Regions from separate parts of the Homo sapiens genome. Here region 2 is linked to region 1. The links are chromatin contacts, found by Hi-C or POLR2A ChIA-PET in ENCODE. All regions are on one chromosome and are shown on one strand. The core of a region is the stretch at or near the end of the contact, and the rest is flanking DNA. Distances in the headings are between cores, read along the strand shown.

Region 1 (2,746 bases), core at 33-2,532:
AAAATAAATAAATAAGTAAATCAACATGAAATGCTACATAGTGGTCTTATGGAACTGAAACACTGTAGAAGTGATGACATTTTTCAGAATGTTAAATTTGGCATAAATGTAATTCATTTGGGTAACTGCATTAAAGCCCGTTCTGTTTATAGTATAGATGGTTTATGTAGTGTGGGGGACCCATCATGGTGGTAGTGAGTGGAGCTTTTTTGCTCTCCTATTCCTTCTAATCCTTTTTTTTCTACCTTAGGTGGTAAATTCACTCCAGCAGCAACCTCAGGCTGCATCCCCTTCAGTACCAGAGCCCCACTCTTTGACTCCAGTGGCTCAGGCAGATCCCCTTGTGAGAAGACAGCGAGTACAAGACCTTATGGCACAAATGCAGGGTCCCTATAATTTCATACAGGTATGTTCATTTTAGTCAGACTCTGTAACAGAAAGTTTAAGTGTTTATATTATTTGACTTTATTCTATCCTAACTTAACCTGTAGGATTCAATGCTGGATTTTGAAAATCAGACACTTGATCCTGCCATTGTATCTGCACAGCCTATGAATCCAACACAAAACATGGACATGCCCCAGCTGGTTTGCCCTCCAGGTTAGTAGTGGTACATTTTTATGTGAGAGAGAAATATAAGGCCAGTACTTTCAGGTTTTAAAAAGATTGTGAAAATAAATTTTGTTTATTTTAATGACTGTTTAATTTTGACTCTTAGGTCTTTTAATTTGATAGAAAGAATGTTATTGTTCCTATGATTTGAATTAAAAATGTAGTTTATAACTGTTTATTTTTAAACTTTTCATTGGCATGTAGATATAGAAAAATATACGCAAGTTTAATGAGTTTTTATAAACTGAAAACACCTGCAGCTAGATTAAGAAATGAAACATTACCAGTACCCCAGAAACCTACGTTGTTTCCTTTCAATCACTAGTTACCCTCACCCCTAGCGATAGCAACCACTTCCGTACTTGTAACTGTAATAGACCAGTTTTGTCTGTTTTTGTAACTTTAACAAGTGAAATTTTGCTTGGCTTTTAAAATTTCAAAATTAATCTAGGAGTAAAAATAATAGAGGTGCCTTTTTTTGAATGCTTTTAGCTTTCTAGGAGAATTTCTGGATTTTATTACCTTAAAAAAATACACAGCAATGAAGTGGGTAAGGGAATATGTAAGAGGCAAAGGGAAGAGAGAAACCACAAGACAGTTTCAGACTCTTTCTGGACTTACACCATTATTTGAAGTAGTAGCACTAAATACAGTTGGTGCCTTCCATTGGGTTAAGTGGACCTTCTCTCCAGGACTATTAGTGATTGTGAGTCATCTTGGTTTTTCCCAGAACACATCAGTTTTAGTTGCACAAAAGTGGAACTAAATAAAATAACCTATTTAATGTTGCATGATGTTAAATATCATAAAATAAATTGCTGAGTAAAAGTATGTTTAATGACAGTTAATTTGGTGTAAGGTAGTTAGGATTTTTCTGAAGTAAAGGGAGCTCATATCTCTCACATTTTTTTTTTTTTTTTTTTTTTGAGACGGAGTCTCGCTCTGTCGCCCAGGCTGGAGTGCAGTGGCGCAATCTCGGCTCACTGCAAGCTCCGCCTCCCGGGTTCACGCCATTCTCCTGCCTCAGCCTCCCAAGTAGCTGGGACTACAGGCGCCCGCCACTACACCCGGCTAATTTTTTGTATTTTTAGTAGAGACGGGGTTTCACTGTTTTAGCCGGGATGGTCTCGATCTCCTGACCTCGTGATCCGCCCGCCTCGGCCTCCCAAAGTGCTGGGATTACAGGCGTGAGCCACCGCGCCCGGCTCTCACATTTCTATCAAGAGTTTTAGAAAACAGATCAAAGGTGACACCTACAAGAGAGCAATCATGGTTTTTAGTGTTCATTTTCTGAGCTCTACCAAAGGAAGAGAGTAAGTCGTTTTCTCAGCTGGGGAGTTGTGTGAAAGTCAGTATACATAGCACTGATAAAACCTGTAAGGCTATTTAGTTATTTACATAATGCTGAGTCCATTAGACTCTCCAGTGAAAATGGGTACTTTCTAAATGACTAACCAAAGATCGTCGTTTTGATTATCTGTTTAATCATTGTTGGGAAGGGAGGTGAGAGAGTGATGGGAATTGTTAAGAAGATGCATGCTGAGTTGAATATAGGCTGTTAAAAAGTATATATTATTTATTTGTTTATTTAGAGACGCAGTCTCGCTCTATCGCCAGGCTGGAGTGCAGTGGCGCATTCTTGGCTCGGCACGCTGCAACCCCTGCCTCCCGGGTTCAAGGGATTCTCCTGCCTCAGCCTCCCCAGTAGCTGAAAGTACAGGCACACACCACACTACACCCAGCTAATTTTTGTATTTTAAGTAGAGATGGGGTTTCACCATGTTGGCCAGGATGGTGTCAATCTCTTGACCTCGTGATCCACCCGCCTCGGCCTCCCAAAGTGCTGGGATTACAAGCATGAGCCACTGTGCCTGGCCGAAAAGTACATATTTTAAATTTTCTTTTTCTCTAGAAACACTTGAAATTGAAAGTTGGTTATGTTAACATATATTGAGCCGGGTATGGTAGCTCATGCCTGTAATCTCAGTGCTTTGGGAGGCTGAGGAGGGAGGATCACTTGAGCCCAGGAGTTTGAGACCAGCCTGAGCAACATAGACCTCGCCTCTACAAAAAAATTAAAAATTAGTCAAATAAAAAAGTTAGCTTGGCAGGGTGGCATGCATCTATAGTCCCA
Region 2 (2,756 bases), core at 93-2,592, 2.4 Mb after region 1:
TAGGCGTGAGCCACCGTGCCCAGCCTAATAGTATTTTATATAAAATAATGAGTAGAACTTGAGGCAAGCCAAGAGAACAGTGTTAGTACATACAAGCAATTGTTCCTCTGTAAAAATAATGCATTCTAACTGTATACATAATTCATAAGCATGCTTAGTTTATCTAAGACTTACTGGTGTAAAAACGGTAATAGAGAATTATACTGTGACCTGTATAATTTTATATGGGTCACAATAATTAACTGCTAGAGATCGTCCAGTATCTCTGTATTATTCCATCATTAGAATAAAAAACACCTGCCTTCATTCTGTTTCACTTTTTTCTACTATTTATCCCCAAAATAAAAGTTAAATCATATTGTAGTATACCAATAAACAGTCTTTGCTGCCAATAGATAGTAATAAACTACCAAACTTCAAATCAACATTCAGACTTGTTTGCCAACAGCAAAATGTATGACGTGCAGCAAGTTTCATCCAACAGTGGGTTGGACGCTGGGCGTGGTGGCTCATGCCTGTAATCCCAGCACTTTGGGAGGCTGAGGCGGGCGGATCATCTGAGGTCAGGAGTTCCAGACGAGACTGGCCAATATGGTGAAACCCGGTCTCTACTCAAAATACAAAAAAATTAGCTGGGCGTGGTGGCGGGTGCCTGTAATCCCAGCTGCTTGGGAGGCTGAGGCAGGAGAATGGCTTGAGCCCGGGAGGTGGAGGTTGCAGTGAGCCGAGGTTGCACCACTGCACTCCAGCCTGAGCGTCAGGGTGAGACTGTCTCAAAACAAAAAACAAAACAAAACAACCTTTAGTTGAACATCTCCAGAAAAAAGTGGAAACAATTTCTTTTTTAATTTAGCAATGTCCCAGAATGATGCCAAAAGATAAATATGGTAAAAGGTGGTTAGTAACATACAACATAAAGCCCAAAGGCTTGTATACCCAACTGAGTGAAACTAGCATGTTTAAGAATAGAGTAGGAGATTGGGAAAATGTAAGGAAGAAACCAACTTTCCAGGTTAAGGCTTAATTCTGATTGAAGTAAAAAGTTTTCTATTTGGAATGACAGCTTGACTATTCTACTTTGTAGTCAAGATGAATGACCAGCATAAAATAACTGGCTGGTTTATGACAAAATGCCAAATGTTGGGGGTTAAAATTGCTCATTTTACTTAAGATGTGACCCAGCTGATAGACACTAAATTAGAGGAAAGTATCAGTGTCAGCAAAGAGTAAGTTAAAGACATTTTATACTGGCAAAATACTTTCCTAAGTATTGTCATTGTTCTGCTGGTTGGAACTTAATTTGAGACAGAATGTTATGGCTGGAGGGGACTCTAGAAATATCTGGTCCAAATCATTTTACAGATGGGAAGCTTGCTAAAAGCTGAAATTAGGCAAAACAACTTTTTTTTTTAATAAAGACTCTTGAGTTAGTAGAAAAAAATAGTATCACCAAGGCAGGAAATGACTCCTCTTTGTATCTAATGCACAGCCAGTGCTTTTAATAGAAATCTGACCAGGAAGCTTTTAAATATCATTTCCTTTTTTGAGCTGGGGGCGTGGAGATTAAATGTTTTGTGGCAACATTTAATTTTTTTCTCCGATAAAAGTACACATTTATTGTAGAAAATGTAAAAAATATAAGCAAGCGCAAAGGAAAATAAGCCAACAAAAAGTTTAGTATATTTCCTTCAGGCTTTTTCTACGCAAATACAAAAATACTACTGTTCAGTTTTTAAATGGAACTTGACAATTATTTATTCATTGTAAAATAATCACAGGAACAGCAGCAGTGTAGGTTTCCCTACCTAGAGGGTGGTATGCAGTGATTCTCAGGCGCTGGTTGGAAGGCACAGCTGAGGGACACAAACTGCCAGGAAGTAATGTGGTAACTAGCCATGAGCTTGTGGTACTAATGGTGGCACGGGAAACAAGGTCTCTGCTTGACTTTTATTTTCACTCCATAACAAACTCACCAGATCAGGAGCCTAAGGGTGGGTGGGGAGGGAGAAGAGAGAAAAAAGCAAAGGGAAAGTTCAAAGTGACACTCGCTGGGGCTGAAAACCACACTCCCCTGCAGATGAGGTCCTTGGCTTTCTCTTGAAATTAAGGCTGATCTAGAACGCTGGCTGGCGACTCTGATTTGGCCTCTCTGGGGGATACAATGTCATCTCTCATTACCAGACAACTTTAAATGGTGGATGGATCTTTAGATCCTTTATAAGCTTATACTAGTTGCGGGTCTCCCTGAGAACTAGATTCCACGATATTTTATATCTATATATAGGCCTTTAACAAATACATGATGGCACACAAAAAAATCATCTCCCTATTAGGAAAATCTGGTTACTTCCAGGATTCTACAGGATCCTTCTCAGAACCTGCAGTTGTTAGGCTACAGCAACATACTCAAGCTAAGTTGTGATACAACCACTGTGACTTCTAATCCTAGTTTGGTGACCTCCTAGGTATCTCCAATCATCTCCCAAGTTTTAAAAAATTCTGATTTTAGGAAATCAATTTTGTTCTTTTTAATCGAAATAAACCAGAGGGTATTCAAAAGAGCTGAAAACTTCTGGCTCACATAGCTTCTGTCACCACCAATGAGATGCCACATGCGCTGACTACTTGGGTCACTTTTAATTTTTATGTTGCTGATTGTATGTGTGCATCTCCTGTCTTGTAAGCATTAAACAAATGAAGACATATGCAGAGCTGTGAAATTCACTCTGCACTGAATAGACAAAAAGGGTTACATA

The links. Hi-C counts contacts between places; a loop is a spot of excess contacts on that map. ChIA-PET counts read pairs that join two places held with the same protein, here RNA polymerase II (POLR2A).
Region 2: a loop to region 1 is called in a map of transverse colon, with 13 times the contacts of the local background. The contact joins two enhancer-like sites. A Hi-C loop is called at or near these places in 1 of 168 maps with a recorded cell type or tissue (transverse colon). POLR2A ChIA-PET finds 5 or more read pairs at or near these places in 1 of 52 experiments (naive thymus-derived CD4-positive, alpha-beta T cell).

The regions. Positions count from the first base shown.
Region 1 is chr11:34,085,814-34,088,559 of GRCh38, forward strand. CAPRIN1 (cell cycle associated protein 1) reads left to right here. Exons shown (of 19, transcript NM_005898.5): 10 at 251-406; 11 at 492-600. Among named protein-coding and RNA genes, the nearest start is that of NAT10, 18 kb to the right of the region's middle. Within about 2 kb of position 1,283, at least 3 of the 41 ENCODE cell types and tissues checked have a DNase peak (open chromatin) inside an H3K27ac peak, as active enhancers do.
Region 2 is chr11:36,486,314-36,489,069 of GRCh38, forward strand. It overlaps TRAF6 (TNF receptor associated factor 6), which reads right to left. Exons shown (of 7, transcript NM_004620.4): 7 at 1-2,756. Among named protein-coding and RNA genes, the nearest start is that of TRAF6, 23 kb to the right of the region's middle. Within about 2 kb of position 1,343, at least 4 of the 41 ENCODE cell types and tissues checked have a DNase peak (open chromatin) inside an H3K27ac peak, as active enhancers do.